Regions from separate parts of the Homo sapiens genome. Here region 2 is linked to region 1. A link is a loop called in an ENCODE intact Hi-C map of the cell type or tissue named here. Cell type or tissue: GM12878. All regions are shown on one strand. Links, peaks and the distances in the headings refer to the core of each region. The heading gives the core; the rest is flanking DNA. Region 1 overlaps SAA2-SAA4 (SAA2-SAA4 readthrough). Region 2 has its middle 16 kb from the start of SPTY2D1.

Region 1 (8,333 bases), core at 125-8,124:
TGAGGCCTGCCAGGAACTAGGGTTTGCTGGGTTGCCTGTCTCGAGTCTTTCAGAGCTGCTGGGAATATCCCCTTTCCCCGTAGTGCAGCTTCTCAGGATGTGTTAAGTGGATGGATCACATTTCAGAAGCCGCTGCAAGGTGTATCAAAAACACATCTCCTGAGCCGTAAGGGACGGGGCATCCAGTAACAACGCACACGGGGTATTTTTGGGCTTCCTTAAGATTTGAGCCGCTGCCTTAGGTTGTGCTGCCCAATGTGCCTGGGGAGCTGCTAAACAGATTAGAGAGTCGAGGATTGTTGTCAGTTACTCAGAGAAAGAACAATCATCCTTTCCAGGAGCACCTGAGCTGTTTGTTTTGAGTAGAAGATGCAAAATAAGGCCTGCAATTGGTATAAAATGTCCCTCAGCATAAATCGCATAGGAGTATGACTAAGGCTGTTGACTCTTCTGTCTTCTTTCTCCTTCCTCCTTCGATTTCCTAGTTGGATAATGTACAGGGCTCTTTAGCCTCGCTCTGTCAGGGGCTCCCTTCCTGGTTTGTTCTGTTTCCATTCTTCCTTCTCCAGCCTTCTTGACAAGAGCTGGGAACTAACGTGCCTCAAGCCCCCACAAGGACCACAGCATTTTCTCATCTAGTTTCAGAATGACTCTGTGAGGCAGGCATCCCTTCTGTGAAGGTGAGAAAGCTGAGACTTAGAGCAGCTGAGGCCAATGCCCAGGGACTTACTGCCAGTCAGCAGGTGGCAGGGCAGAGGTTTGAGCCCGGCTGTGCTTGAGGTCAGGGCTCTTGCCAGGTAGACGCATCACTGACCACCTCCCAGAGGTTGATGGTTATGAATCTCAGACACACCTTGGCATCACCTGAACTACCCATGCCTTCAACTCCCCAGCAGAGTCTGCAGAAACTGGCCTGGGGTGTGGCCTGGGCACTGGGACTTTCAGTTTCTCTCTGGGTGATTAGAAAGTGCAGCCAAGGCTCACGCCTGTAATTCCAGCACTTTGGGAGGCCAAGGTGGATGAATCACTTGAGGTCATGAGTTCCGGAGCAGCCTGGCCAACATGGTGAAACCCTGTGTCTACTAAAAATATGAAAATGTAGCCAGGCGTGGTGGCAGGCACCTGTAATCCCAGCTACTCAGGAGGCTGAAGCAGGAAAATCACTTGAACCCGGGAAGCGGAAGTTGTAGTGAGTTACATTGCTCCAGTGTGCTCCAGCCTGGGTGACAGAGTGAGACTCCGTCTAAAAAAATAAAAAAGAAAAAGAAAGTGCAACCACGGCGGAGAACCGCTGCTCTATTGCTTCCTCAAGCAACCCACAGTATCAGTACAGCCTACTGAGAAAGTGTTTAGGGACTTTTATGCTCCTAACAGTCACTGGAACTCAGGTCACAATGACATGTATTCCATTTGCAAGAATATATACTTTAGTAGTCAGGGCAGAAGTACTCTGTGTCTGCCACCTTTCTCAGCATCAGTATTCCATGTCACCACCTCATTCATATACACTCCTGGATCTTATCATAGGCAGCTTCATTCTATAGCAGTGGCTCTTCACCAGGGCACTTGAAGAAGCCAACTAGGATAAAGGAATGTGCTTCTCAACCCATGGTATCCAAGGCTGCTATGATCACAGGCTGAAAGCTTGAAGTCAGTGGAAGATTTGTCCTTCTTTCATTCCCCTCTAAGGTGTTGTTGGAGTCTTTATGTTCTCCTGATGTCCCTTCTGCCTTTCCTTTCCTTTCCAGGGGCTCGGGACATGTGGAGAGCCTACTCTGACATGAGAGAAGCCAATTACATCGGCTCAGACAAATACTTCCATGCTCGGGGGAACTATGATGCTGCCAAAAGGGGACCTGGGGGTGCCTGGGCTGCAGAAGTGATCAGGTAACTGGAGCTCCTGGGACGTTAGGGCTGGGTGAGCAGAGCTTGCCTGCCTTGGACAGTCAGGAGGGAGACGAGCTCCTTGTGGAGAAGTTAGAGGCTGTGGTCCCTCCTCTTCTTGCCCTCTCTCTGCCTCTGTGCTCAGTGTGAGGGTCTGAGTGGATGGTAGGAGTGAGTGATTCCTCCCCCTCCCCCTCTGGGTGCTGTTCATCCAGCCTAGGGGTGCCCAGCCTGTCTGAATGGGGCAGTGCCCAGGCAGGGTCAGTGTTTTCACTCCTCCTTCCTTGGCCTTTCTGGGCTCCTCTCTGAGCCCTCCCTTGGAACGGGGAGAATGGGAGGGTGAGCTGTTGCTCACTGGCCTGATGATTAATCTCCTTCTTGCCTGCCTGGACTACAGCAATGCCAGAGAGAATATCCAGAGACTCACAGGCCGTGGTGCGGAGGACTCGCTGGCCGATCAGGCTGCCAATAAATGGGGCAGGAGTGGCAGAGACCCCAATCACTTCCGACCTGCTGGCCTGCCTGAGAAATACTGAGCTTCCTCTTCACTCTGCTCTCAGGAGACCTGGCTATGAGGCCCTCGGGGCAGGGATACAAAGTTAGTGAGGTCTATGTCCAGAGAAGCTGAGATATGGCATATAATAGGCATCTAATAAATGCTTAAGAGGTGGAATTTGTTGAAACAGTGTGTTCTTCTTTTGGTGCTGACTGCCTGTTTGGTACAAAAGGGAAATCAATGCACACCCACATGAAGGGTGAGCCTAGGTAGGCCTATGTGTTTGGATGTGAGGAGACATTCTTAGTAGTCACAGTGCAGACACCTGCATCAACCCTTCCACAAATTAGACCTCCTTTTTTCCAGACCTTTGTGGTTACATTGTTGCTATTTCCAGTCCCTTCCTTGCCCAGGCTTCTCATCTCCTGTGAATTATTTCCTGTTACCTTCTCTGTCCCTCAGTTCTTCATTCCTCAGTGATCTCTGTTTCTGGAGGCAGGGGCTACAGACAATTGAATTGTGAAGTCCTGCCTCAGCGACTGCCACCCGAGTCTTCCTTTCATTTCTCAGCAACACCTACAAATCCAGGCATTAATGAATTTCTACCCACTCCATCTAAAAAATACCTCCAATGCAGTTCTCTTCCACTCTATTTTCATTGCCTTCTTTCAAGTCTAAATATGTAATGCGACTCCTTTTATGAATGTTTTCTGAGTTTCTGGAGCTTAACTAGATCAAAGTTGTGGAAGTGGTGGCAGTGGAGAGAGAGCCAGATAGAGAAGAACTGTTTTATCAGTCAGGGTCCCTTTGGGAGACAGAAACCAGGCAGTAATTTGAAAAGGGAAATTTTAATATAAAGAATTATTAACTGAGAGCAGCATTAACTTCTAAGAGTACAGAATATGAGAAGGTATAAATTTGAGATTGGGCCCCTCACAAGACTGACATTGGATGGCAAATAGTTTACTGGGTCCTTCAAGCCAAAACTGACATATAAGAACTCCATTGAGGTATTAATGAAACTTGGCAGGAAGCTACCCAGGGTGTAACTTAACTCTGGGAATGCAGCTAGGGTTCCTGTGACAAATTTGGGAAACTGCTTGGGGGCAGGAGATAGGTTATCAAAACCCCTGGGAAGCCAGCTGTGGAAGTGGCAGTGCTCTGGAGTGAACTGTATCTTGCCAAAATGTATATGTTGAAACCCCAACTCACAGCATGGCTGTACTATTTTGTTACAGCAGCCCAAGCTGATTAAAATAAGTGGGCTGCTGGTAAACATCATGGACATCCTACTGAGGTGCCACAGAAATTGTCAGGAAACTGTCTTGGCCTTGGGATGCCACTCAGATCTCTGGGGCAAGTGCCACTGGTTGTCCTGTACAGGAGAAGAGTACTGCAGGAGCTGAAAGGAAGCAAAGCACAAAAGAACAGGAAAAGATGTCTTCATCTCCTGCTTGGCCCTCTAGCGCCCTCTATGGGTGAAGATTAACATCATGCCCAACTGGCAAAGGAGAAATGTTCACAGGGTCCAGCTCCAGCATCACAAATAGGACAAAGGGGTGGGTGTGGAGCTGAAAATAAAGAAACTGATAACTGGCATACCCCTTTTCTCTGAAAAAGGATTGAGGAGGACTCCTAAGGTGAGAAGACTAGTTATAAAATTATATTTACAGAGTAAAGACAAATTTATTTGTCAAGGAGGAAGAAAATGTATGGATATAAAGTAGAACTATTTACAACAGAACTTTCTCATACAGTTCTCATCAAAAGACACTAATAGAAGTGTAGGTATAGGAGGTATAGGAGGTTTGAGTCTGAGTCTCAAAGATGTGCCAATGCCAAAACAAGGCAAGGGCAAGATAAATAAGATGGAGAGAGGCGTGGAAGATTGGCTCATGGGAGCAGACTCAATGCACTGTTGAGATTAGTGTTCAGTCTAGTAAAGTCTGAGTTGACCCCAAGTTGTAAAAAAAGACTGTAATGCTATTATTACAATAGCAATTGTAAATGCTTACAATTAGATTTCTGTCACAAGTACTGAAGTTGTAGATTTTGGGGGGCAGGAGGGAGAGAAAGGGAGGATGAGAGAAAGAATGGCTTTCAAAGTCAAATAAAGCAAGCTTTCAAAGTCTAGTCTTTGTAGATATTCAAAACTTTGCAATCAACATATTATTACTAGAAATAATTAACTGAAGCAACATTTGGATACAGAAATTCATTCATCCGTCTGTAAAGGACCAAATCACTCCCCTTCTTGAAATCTATAATTTGAAAAAAAATTTAATTCAATATAGTCCATAGGTTCAGAGGAAGAAAAAGTATAAAAAAAACAAGAAAAAAATTTTTAAATCGAAATTTGTATCCAAGGAAAAAGGTGCTTGGTTTACCCAGGAATTTATAATTTGTAAAGTCACACCTAATACCTATGCTCTGGCACACCCAAATACCTTTTATTAATTACTTGGTTTTCCTCAGTAAGAATTAACATGCTTCTCTCTGTTAGAAAAGTTTGAGAAAGGGAAATTGCATTGCTCTTTGTTATAGTTGTGTTTTGTTTTGTTTCGTTATTTGAGACAGCATCTCCCTCTTTCATCCAGGCTGAAGTGCCATGGCATGATCATGGCTCACTGCAACCTCGACCTCCCGGGGCTCAAGAGATCCTCCCACTTCAGCCTCTTGAATAACTGGGACTGCAGATGTGCGCCATGACACTTGCCTAATTTTTATATTTTTTGTAGAGATGGGGTTTCGCCGTGTCACCCAGGCTGGTCTTGAACTCCTGGGCTCAAGTGATCTGCCTGCCTCAGCCTCCCAAAGTGCTGGGATTACAGGCATGAGTCACTGAGCCCAGCCTACTGTTATATTTATTTTTGTGTCGGTTTGAGGCTGCCCAGATTCACATTGTTTCTGGGGTCGTCTGTGAGGGTGTTTCCAGAGGAGATTAACATTTGAATTGGACTTAATAAAGTAGATTGCTATTCTCAATGCAACTGGGCATCACCCAATCTGTTGAAGGCTTGAATAGAACAAAAATAGAGGAAGGACAGATTTGCCTCCCTTTTCCCCTGCCTCACTGCTTGAGTTGGACATCTCCTCTCATCTTCTCTTGCCCTCAAATTGGATTTACGTGATCAGTTGCTCTGGTTCTCAGGCCTTTGAACTCAGACTGAATTACACTTTCCTGAGTTTCTAGCTTGCAGAGGGCAGATCGTGGGACTTCTCAGCCCCAATTATCTTGTGAGCCAATTCCTTACAATAAATAAATACATACATACATACACAAATAAATTATTTGTCCTGTGTCTCTCAAGAACCCTGACTAATAGGGTATCCAAGCTTTTCAGTCTTATCTCCTATGACTAATTAATGTGCCTCATGCTACATGCAAATTGAGCTGCTTGTTATTTTTAAACATGTCATTGAATTAGGAATTATTTCAAACGTTCAGAAATGTGCTTCCATGTGTTCATTCAGCATTTATTATTGTTATTTAAAATATTCATTCATTTATTTATTTATAGATTTAGGGGGTACAAGTACAGATTTGTTACACTGATAGATTGCATAATGGTGAAATCTGGGTTCTTAGTGTAACCATCACCCAAGTAGAGTTCATTGTACCTGTCAGGTAATTTCTCAATCCTCGGCCCCCTTCTGCCCTCCATCTTTCTGAGTCTCCAGTGTCCATTATTCCACTTTCTATGTCCATGTGTACACATTATTTAGCTCCCATTTATAAGTGCGAAAATGTGATATTTGACTTTCTGGGTTATTTCACTTAAGATAATGGCCTCTAGTTCTATCTATGTTGCAGCAAAAGATACGATTTCATTCTTTTTAATGGCTGAATAGTATTCTATGGTGTATATATGTGTATACAGACATACACACACACCCCTCCAATCATTCGTTGATTAACCTAAGACACTTAGGTTAATCCCATATTTTTGCTACTGTGAATAATAGTGTTGTGATAAATACATGCATTCAGGTATATTTTTTATATAATGATCTATTTTCCTTTGGGTAGTACCCAGTAATGGGACTGCTGGGTCAAATGGTAGCTCTATTTTTAGTTCTCTGGGAAATCTCCATACTGCTTTCCACAGAGGCTGTACTAATTGACATTCCCATGAGCAGTGTATAAGCATTCCCTTTTCTCCACATCCTCACCAACATCTGTTGTTTTTTTGACATTTTAGTAATAGCCATTCTGATTGTGTGAGATGGTATCTCATTGTGGTTTTAATTTGTGATTAAATTTGTGTTTAAATTTGTGACTCTGATGATTAGTGATGTTGAGCATTTGTTCATATTTTGTTGGCCATTTGTATGTTTTCTTTTGAAAAATACCTGTTCATGTCCTTTGCCCGCTTTTTAATGGGGTTATTTCCTTTTTTCTTGTTGTCTGAGTTCCTTGTAGAATCTTGGTACTTGTCCTTTGTCAGATGAGTAGTTTGCAAATATTTTCTCCCGTTCTTAGGTTGTCTGTTTACTCTGTTGGCTATTTCTTTTGTTGTGCAGAAGTTTTTAGTTTAGTTTAGTCCTGCTTGTGTATATATTTTTTTGCTGCATTTGCTTTTGAGATCTTAGTCATAAATTCTTTGACTAGGTCAATGTTTGGTAGAATTTTCCTAGGTTTTCTTTTAGAATTTTTTGTTTCAGGTCTTACATTTAAGTTGTTAATCCACCTTGAGTATATATATATATGATGAGAGATATAAAATTTCATTCTTCTGCATATGGCTATCCACTTTTATCAGCACCGTTTATTGAATAAGGTATCATTTCCCCACTGTATGTTTTTGTTGACTTTGTCAAAGATCAGTTGGTTATATGTATGGGGTTTTATTTTTGGGTTCTCTATTTTGTTCCATTGGTCTACGTGTCTATTTTTATACCAGTACCATCAACATTTATTAAATAAGTAGCTATGTGACTAAAGGAACCCAGGGAATGTCACCCCAAAATACAGTACCCTGGTAGGCTGATTATTTTAAAGGCCTTTGAAAGGCAGCAGATGCTGGAAGAGGCTATTCTCTGCTCTTCTTTTATCTGCCTTATGGCTGCATCCCATGAAAGAGAAAACAATAGCCTTCCACCTGCTCCATGAAATCTCATTATTTCAGAGAAGATGACTGAGGAATACAACCACAACTGGATGGACTTTTTCAAAAGATGACACCTGCTTATTTGCCTCATTCAAATTTCAAGAGAATCATTTACAGGTTAATTTCTATTCCCCAGGTCCACTCATTCTTCCTAATAATCATTTATGACTTCAAAAAATTTGTGTACATTCCCCATCTTCTCCTCCCCTATGAAGAATAGTATATAATCACCGGTACCCCATTGGGTTATTGGGAAATCACCCTCCTGTGATTTTCCCCCTTGCATGTTAAAATACGTGTATATGACTTTTTCTCCTATTAATCTGCCTTTGTCAGTTTATTTTCAGCTGAACTGTAGAGAGTGAAGGAAGAAGCCTTTTTTCTTCACTCCTACATGACCCAGGCATTGATCCAGGCAATGAAGATTCAGTGTAAATAACCACCACTAACAAGACCATGGCCTTTGGAACCTGTGCTAAGAGGCATGGATGAGCTCCCTCAGCATGTGGATGGAGACTGAAGAGAGGTCTGAAGGCTCAGTGTGGTGTCTCCATTCTCTAAGAAGTTTGGAGGAGAAGCTGGATACAGCAAAACAGACTGAGAAGGAGCAGCTGTTGGGAAAGGAGGAAAACTAGGAAAGCATGGTGTTCCAGAATCCCTGATGGAGATATTGATTAGTAGTATCAGATTCTGCTTAGCAGTTGAGGAGTTCACCTTTGGCTTAAGCAACATGGAGTCATTGACTATCTCGTGAAGGTGGTTGCAGGAGAAGGTCTGGAGAACTAAATGGAGCAGTGATAAGAGAGAATGGGAGATGGTATGATAGGACTCCTGGACACCCC
Region 2 (8,333 bases), core at 179-8,178, 410 kb before region 1:
TCAAGAAAGATTAAGATTTTCTTAATCAAGAGAGAAATAATTCTAGCCTCAAAAATTGCAAGGTTTTTTTTGTTTGTTTTTCTGTTTTTGAGATGGAGTCTCACTCTTGTCGCCCAGGCTGGAGTGCAATGGCGTGATCTCAGCTCACTGCAACCTCCACCTCCCGGGTTCAAGTGATTCTCCTGCCTCAGCCTCCTGAGTAGTGGGATTACAGGAGTCTTGCACCACACCCAGCTAATTTTTGTATTTTTAGTAGAGATGGGGTCTCGCCACATTGGCCAGACTGGTCTTGAACTCCTGACCTCAGGTGATCCACCCACCTCAGCCTCCTAAAGTGCTGGGATTACAGGCATGAGCCACCACGCATGGCTATAAATTGCAAGTATCAAATGAACTAAAATGTAAAGTCCTTAGAACCTTCTAAGGTTTACCCATATTGAACACTCAATAAATGTTTGCTCTCATTAAAAATAAGGGAGGAGCCGGGTGTGGTAGCTCACGCCTGTAATCCCAGCACTTTGGGAGGCCGAAGTGGGTGGATCACAAAGTCAGGAGTTTGAGACCAGCCTGATATGGCGAAACCCCATCTCTACTAAAAATACAAAAATTAGCCAAGCATGGTGGTGGGCACCTGTAGTCCTGGCTACTTGGGAGGCCGAGGCAGGAGAATCGCTTGAACCCGGTAGGTGGAGGTTGCAGTGAGCAGAGATCGCGCCATTGCACTCCAGCCTGGGCGACAGAGTGAGACTCTGTCTCAAAAAAAATAAAATAAAATAGAATAAAATAAAATAAAAGGAGGAAATATGCCCAAAATAAACATGTATATATATTCACCATAACACATGTTCAAGAAGATTCATAGCACCAAACTCATAATAGCTCCAGACTAGAAACAACCCAAATATCCATCGACAGAAAATAGTGATATATTCAGGCAGTGAATACTACACACAATGAGAATCAATAAACTACAACTACACACAGAAATACAGATGAATCTCACAAACATAATATTGAGCAAAAGAAGTCACAAAAGACATATACTGCCTGATTCCATTTATAGAAAATTCAAAACTAGACAAAACAAATCTACGTTGTTAGAAATCAAGATAGTGCTTTTCCTTGGAGTAAGGGTAATGACCAGAAAGAGGCTTCTGTGAGTACTGATAATGCTCTTTTTTGTGATCTGCTTACTGAAGTGTGTTGAATTTGTGAAAATTTATCTGTATACTTTCAATTTGTTCATTTTTAGTATGTTTGTTATACTCCAATTAAATTATTTCCTTTTTTTTTTTTTTTTTTTTTGAGACGAACTCTCACTCTATCGCCCAGGCTGGAGTGCAGTGGCGCAATCTCGGCTCACTGCAAGCTCCACCCCCCGGGTTCACGCCGTTCTCCTGCCTCAGCCTCCCGAGTAGCTGGGACTGCAGGCGCCCACCACTACGCCCAGCTAATTTTTTGTATTTTTAGTAGAGACGGGGTTCACGTGTTAGCCAGGATGGTCTTGATCTCCTGATCTCGTGATCCGCCCACCTCGGCCTCCCAAAGTGCTGGGATTACAGGCGTGAGCCACCGCGCCCGGCCAAATGATTTCTTAAAAGTCAAAAGTGGCAGGGAATAATACGCACAATCTTACGCTCATAAATAACTACCATTGTCATTTTGGAGTGGATTCATCTGGGCAATTTCTACACATATATAAACATATAAATAGGCCAGGTGGGGTGGCTCACACCTGTAATCCCAGCACTTTGGGAGGCTGAGGCAGGTGGATCACCTGAGGTCAGGAGTTTGAGACCAGCCTGGCCAACATGGCGAAACCCTGTCTCTCCTAAAAATACAAAAATAAGCTAGGCGTGGTGGCACACACTTATAATCCCAGCTACTCAGGAGGCCGAGGCAGGAGAAACGCTTGAACCTGGGAGAGGGAGGTTGCAGTGAGCTGAGATCACTGCACTCTAGCCTGGGCAACAGAGCAAGACTCCATCTCAAAAACAAAAACATGTAAATAGATGAGCTTATACTACACTATTATTTTTTTCACCTATCACCTAATTTTTTCACTTATTAATATAAATCTTAAACACTATTTCATGTACAACATTATTCTTAGTGGTTATAGAGTATCACATGTGCATACCACAGTTAATTTAATAAACTCCCTATAGCCAGGCATGGTGGCTCATGCCTGTAATCCCAGCACTTTGGGAGGCCGAGGCGGGCAGATCACCTGAGGTCAGGAGTTTGAGACCAGCTTGGCCAACATGGTGAAACCCCATCTCTACTAAAAAATACAAAAATCAGCCAGGCATGGTGGCAGGCACCTTAATCCCAGCTACTTGGGAGGCAGAGGCAGGATAATCATTTGAACCCAGGAGGCAGAAGTTGCAGTGAGCGGAGATCAAGCCATTGCATTCAAACCTGGGGGACAAGAGTGACACTTCTCTCAAAAATAAAAAATAAAAAAATAAAATAAAAAAAACTCTCTGTAGCTGAACATTTAAGCTATCTCTACATTTTTGCTGTATAAAGAACACTTGGCAACAAGTATTTTTAATTCACTTTTGTACTAGTTTTCCATTATTTTATCCTTGTATTTTTGCTGGGAACTTTTTTTTTTCTTACCTCACTCGTTCTTTCCTCTTCACCCGCTTTCTCCTTGCTTATTCTTCATGCTCAAACATACCTAATTATCTATAAGGGTTTAATTCTTGTTCACTTTACAAAAATAGAATCAGCCAGACACAGCGGCTCAAGCCTGTAATCCTAGCACTTTGGGAGCCCAAGGCAGGGGGATAGCTTGAGGCCAGGAGTTCCAGCAGCCTGGGCAACTCGGTGAGATCACATCTCTATACTAAATAGAGAAATTAGCCAAGTGTGGTGGTACACACCTATAGTCCTAACTACTCAGGAGGCTGAGGTAGGAGAATTGCTTGAGCTCAGGAATTTGAAGTGATAGTGAGCTATGATCTCACTACTACACTCCAGCCTGGGTGATGGAGTGAGATCCTGTCTCTTGAAAAAAAAAAAAATCATAGGCTTTCCTCTGAAATTTCTGGTTTCATTTTGCCAAAGCTCACAGAAGCCCCTCTAGAGCACTTGATATGGCTCTAACATATATTTTAAGTAGCTGCCACAATATCCAGTGGGATGGGTATACCATGATTTTAGTCAATCATTCTCTTATTGAGAACACCCAAGTTATTTCTAGGGCTTAAACATTACAAAAAAATCCTGCAATAAGTGTCATTGTGTGTATGACCTTATGTGCCCATTGCCAATTTATTGCCTCTTCCAAATTCATCCTTTTTGATGGCTCTGTAAATAACAGTTCTGGGCCCTTTAAATATTTTCCTTTGCAAGTGATGCTGAGGCTTTGTCAGTAGAGGGCGCTACAGACATTGAAGGAGAGTCTCTTGCTTCCTGGTTCCTGTGTGCTTCCTTGGCCGTCTCCTTGCAGGCGACTTGGTGTCTTAGTCCTCTGGCTCCTGCAATGCATGGCGGTTCGTGCACCAGCAGCCGCAGCTTCCTCCCGGTACTCTCCCCCAGGGAGTTTTTATAAAAGAGTTCCTACAGTGAGACATCTCCCTGTGAACAGCTTTCCCCAGCACCCTAGAAGACAGATACTTAACACGTTTCAGAGGATGGATTTCCAGTTAGTTCTACTGATTTCTGTCACTTAGTGAGCCACAGCCATGTCCGTTCCAACAAGATCTGGATCTCAGCCGTAGGTCTTCCTTGGATCTTCTATCTCATTTATGGGGTTAGTGGTTGCTTCCTAACCTAACCGCTTCCTTTTTGTTTGTTTGAGACGAAGTCTCGCTCTGTCGCCCACGCTGGAAGGCAACGGCACGATCTCGGCTCACTGCAACTTCTGCCTCCTGGGTTCAAGCGATTCTCTGGTCTCAGCCTCCAGAGTAGCTGGGATTACAGGTATGCACCACCATGCCCCGCTAGTTTTTTGTATTTTTAGTAGAGATGGGGTTTCACCATGTTGGCCAGGCTGGTCTCAAACTCCTGACCTCAGGTGATCCACCTGCGTCGGCCTCCCAAAGTGCTAGGATTACAGACATGAGCCACTACTGCACGCAGCCTGCTTCCTGTATTCTTTAGAATTCTACTTCTTACTAGTCAATCCCTCATTACTCCAATCTTCTGTTATAGTTAATAATTCTTCATGTTAAACTTCTCTGTTTGAATTACTAAGTGGTTTTTCTCTCTTGATTCTACTCAGACTGAGACACTACCTGCCATGTTGCATGGGTGGAGTATGCTATAGTTTTCCTCTATCATTTACCTACTGAAGGCATCCGGGTTGTTTCTAGGTTTTAGCCAATACACATAAATCTGCAATAAATGTCCTTGTACATATAACTTTGTGTACTGGTGGTTTTATGTCTGAATGTTCTATCTCAAAATTGGAATTGCTGCTTCAAGGCACCAAGGAGCTCTCGTCACCAGCCAGACCCATTCTCCTCAGTCCCTGCTTTCACCAAATGGTTTTGTCTTTTACCTGATTAAGAAAATGAAAGTTATCTCATGTGATGGCTGCATGTCCATTTCAAAGTATCTTGGTTTTCATCCTTCCTCTTTCTTTATGCTTTTCTCTAAGGAAAAGTGTCCCTCCCTTCTCCATGCATTCATTTAACTAGCATTTGCTGAGCTCCTTCTATAAGACTGGCCCTGTGCCAGTGGCTACAGATACGGAGATAAACAAGAATTGGTCCCTGCACACACAGTGCCGGTTAACTATCTTGGAGTTTACTTCTTATGGCCTCTCTCTTATCTCTTCAGACACTTTTTTTTTTTTTTTAGATGGACACTCGCTCTGTCACCCAGTTTGGAGTGCAGTGGCGCAATCTTGGCTCACTGCAACCTCCGCCTCCCGGGTTCAAGTGATTCTCCTGCCTCAGCCTCCCGAGTAGCTGGGACTATAGGTGCAAGCAACCACGCCCAGCTAATTTTTGTATTTTTAGTAGACACGGGGTTTCACCATGTTGGCCAGGCTAGTCTCGAACTCCTGACCTCAAGTGATGAGCCTGCCTCGGCCTCCCAAAGTGCTGGGATTACAGGCATGAGCCACCGCACCCAGCCACTTTAGACACTTACTATTGTGTTTTCCCTTCAGCCTGCGTGTGTGCTCTCATCCTTCCTCTGAGGATAGTTTGCCTGGACCCAGCTTCCCTTTCACACTACTGTCCTGACATTTTTCCTTTATTGCCAGACTTCCCAGTGGTGGCCTTGGCTCACTGCCCCCGCTGTTTCTCATCTCATTTTCTCTTTGTCTCACGTGTCCCTGTGAAGAGACCACCAAACAGGCTTTGTGTGAGCAACAAGGCTGTTTATTTCACCTGGGTGCAGGTGAGCTGAGTCCGAAAAGAGAGTCAGCAAAGGGTGGTGGATTATCATTAGTTCTCATAGGTTTTGGGATAGGCGGTCAAGTTAGGAACAGTGTTTTGTGGGCAGGGGGTGGATCTCACAAAGTACATTCTCAAGGGTGGGGAGAATTACAAAGAACCTTCTTAAGGGTGGGGAGATTACAAAGTACATTGATCAGTTAGGGTGGGGCAGGAACAAATCACAATGGTGGAATGTCATCAGTTAAGGCTATTTTCACTTCTTTTGTGGATCGTCAGTTACTTCAGACAGTCTGGATGTATACGTGCAGGTCACAGGGGATATGATGGCTTAGCTTGGCCTCAGAGGCCTGACATTCCTGTCTTCTTAAATTAATAAGAAAAATAAAACAAAATAGTGGTAAAGTGTTGGGGCGGCGAAAATTTTTGGGGGTGGTATGGAGAGATAATGGGCGATGTTTCTCAGGGCTGCTTCGAGCAGGATTAGGGGTGGTGTGGGAACCTACAGTGGGAGAGATTCAACTGAAGAAAGATTTTGGAGTAAGGGGTGATATTGTGGGGTTGTTGGAAGGCGCATTTGTCATATAGAATTATTGGTGATGGCCTGGATGCGGTTTTGTATGAATTGAGAAACTAAACGAAAGACACAAGTTCCGAATAAAAGAAGGAGAAAAATAGGTATTAAAGGACTAAGAATTGGGAGTACCCAGGACGTCCAATTAGAGAGTATCCAAAGGGGTTCAATGTTATTGTTTGCTTGATTGGCAAGTTTTTGGGCTCTATCCTTGAGATTTTTTTATGTTGTCATATACCAGGCCAGATTGATTTAGGTAAAAACAACACTCTTCATTTAAAAATATACAAAGTTCTCCTTTTTCAGCAGTGAGTAAATTGAGGCCTCAGCAATTTTGGAGGAAAGAGAAATGCAAAGCCAGCAACTGTTTGTTAAAGAAGGATTAGAAATGGCTAGGAGAGAGTGAGATTGATAGTGTGGTGGAGATAGCTGGGAGAGGTAGAGGGTGGAATAAGAACGGGAACCAGAATAAGAGTGAGTATAAAAGTAAAGAATAGGACTTCATCACGGTGAAAGTATTGGAGTGTACTTTGTCACTGAAGATCTTCTATCCACTTAAAGAGAGACTTAAGGGTGGCAGTTTGAGGTAAAACCAGGTGCCACTGAATACCAAGAGCCTGAGAAACTGAGGTGGGAAGGCCAAACTGAGGAATTATGTCTGACAGAAGGGAAGAATTGACCACGGTGGCCTTCTCAGACCCTGTGGGAAAGGCCTCTACCCATCCAGTGAAAGTGTCTACCTAGACCAGGAGGTATTTTAGTTTCCTGACTCGAGCATGTGAGTAAAGTCAATTTGCCAGTCCTGGGTGGGGGCAAATCCACGAGCTTGATGTGTAGGGAAGGGAAGGGGCCTGAACAATCCCTGAGGAGTAGTAGAATAGCAGATGGAACAACGAAGAAGTGATTTCCTTGAGGATAGATTTCCACAATGGAAAGGAAATGAGAGATTCTAAGAGGCGGGCTAGTGGCTTATAACCTACATGGAAGAGGTTATGAAATGACAATAGAATAGAATGGGCCTGTGAGACTGGAAGGAGATATTTTCCTTGGTGCAAGAACCATTTGCCTTGTGTGGGAAGAGACTGATAGGTGGAAGTTTCAATGGAGGAGTAGGTGGGAGTGACCAGATGAGAAGGAGAAAAACTGGCCGTGAGGGACAGAAGTTGGAAAGCTAGCTGCTTTTTTAGCTACCTTATCAGCATAAGCGTTGCCCTGAGTGATGGGATCTGATGCCTTTTGATGGCGCTTGCAGTGTAAGACTCCAGCTTCCTTTGGAAGTAAAGCGGCCTTGAGAAGAGTTTTTATTAAAGAGGCATCAATGATGGAGGACCTTGTGTAGTAAGGAAATCTCTTTCAGCCCATATAACAGCAAAGTGGTGCAGGATATGGAAGGCATATTTAGAGTCAGTATAAATATTGACGCCTAGTCCTTTTGCAAGAGTGAGGGTTGGAGTTAAGGCAATGAGTTCGGCTTGCTGAGAGGTAGTGGAGGGGGGCAGAGCAGTAGCCTCAATGACAGATGTGGAATATACTATAGCATACCCTGCCTTTGCTGGTATGTGGTGATTAGTCCTGGTGGAACTGCCATCAATAAACCAAGTGTGATCAGGGTGAGGAACAGGAAAAAAGGAAATATGGGGAAATGGAGTGAACATCAGGTGTATCAGAGAGATGCAGTCATGGGGGTCAGGTGTGGTATCAGGAATAATGAGAGAGGCTGGATTGAAGTCCAGGCCAGGAACAATGGTAACTGTGGGAGACTCAACAAAGAGTGAGTACAGCTGAAGGAGCTGGGGAGCAGAAAGTATATGTGTCAGGTGTGAGGAAGAAAATAGATTTTGGAAGTTATGAGACTGTAGAGAGTGAGTTGAGCATAGTTTGTGATGTTGACGGTGTCTGAAAGTATTAGGGTGGCAGCAGCCACTGCACAGAGACATGATGGCCAGACTAAAACAGTAAGGTCAAATTGTTTGGACAAAAAGCCTACAGGGCATGGTCCCGGCTCTTGTGTAAGAATTTTTACCACACAACCCTGTACTTTGGCTCTATGTAATGAAAGGGGTTGGGATGAGTTGGGAAAGCCAGCGTGGGGGCAGCTTCTAGGGCTGTTTTTAAGGAACAGAAAGAGGAGTGGTGAAAGGATTTAGGAGCTATGGAGTTAGCTAGGTTTGGTTTTGTGAGTTTATATAATGGTTTTGTTAGGATGGCAAAACCAGGTATCTAAAGGCGAAAGTATCCTACCATGCCCAGTAAGGAAAGGAGTTGTAGTTTTGTAGAAGGGGCTGGGGTTTGGGAGATTAGCTGGACACGATCAGCAGGGAGAGCACGTGTTTTCATGAAGAATCATGTCGAGATAGGTAATGGATGAGGAAGAAATTTGGGCTTGACTGAAGTAATGGGGG

What was found. A loop is a pair of places that touch in the nucleus more often than their neighbours do. Peaks named below come from ENCODE experiments on the same cell type or tissue, not always from the same donor. Only the 100,000 strongest peaks of a DNase experiment are listed, where the experiment ranks them.
Region 2: a loop joins it to region 1, with 2.5 times the contacts of the local background. A loop is called at or near these places in 8 of 110 quality-filtered maps.

Annotation. Positions count from the first base shown.
Region 1 is chr11:18,239,464-18,247,796 of GRCh38, reverse strand. It overlaps SAA2-SAA4 (SAA2-SAA4 readthrough), which reads left to right. Exons shown (of 6, transcript NM_001199744.2): 3 at 1,749-1,887. It overlaps SAA2 (serum amyloid A2), which reads left to right. Exons shown (of 4, transcript NM_030754.5): 3 at 1,749-1,887; 4 at 2,282-2,557. The coding sequence ends at 2,420. Among named protein-coding and RNA genes, the nearest start is that of SAA2, 5.0 kb to the left of the region's middle. RefSeq lists enhancers at 3,541-3,590, 3,721-4,015 and a silencer at 3,701-3,995. In GM12878, for the core only: a CTCF peak has its summit at 3,856 (motif pointing left); DNase peaks (open chromatin) are centred at 678, 1,276 and 3,816; H3K4me3 peaks cover 564 bases; H3K27ac peaks cover 2,739 bases.
Region 2 is chr11:18,646,424-18,654,756 of GRCh38, reverse strand. No RefSeq gene overlaps it. Among named protein-coding and RNA genes, the nearest start is that of SPTY2D1, 16 kb to the right of the region's middle. RefSeq lists enhancers at 4,271-4,990, 4,991-5,711. In GM12878, for the core only: a CTCF peak has its summit at 3,393 (motif pointing right); a DNase peak (open chromatin) is centred at 3,566.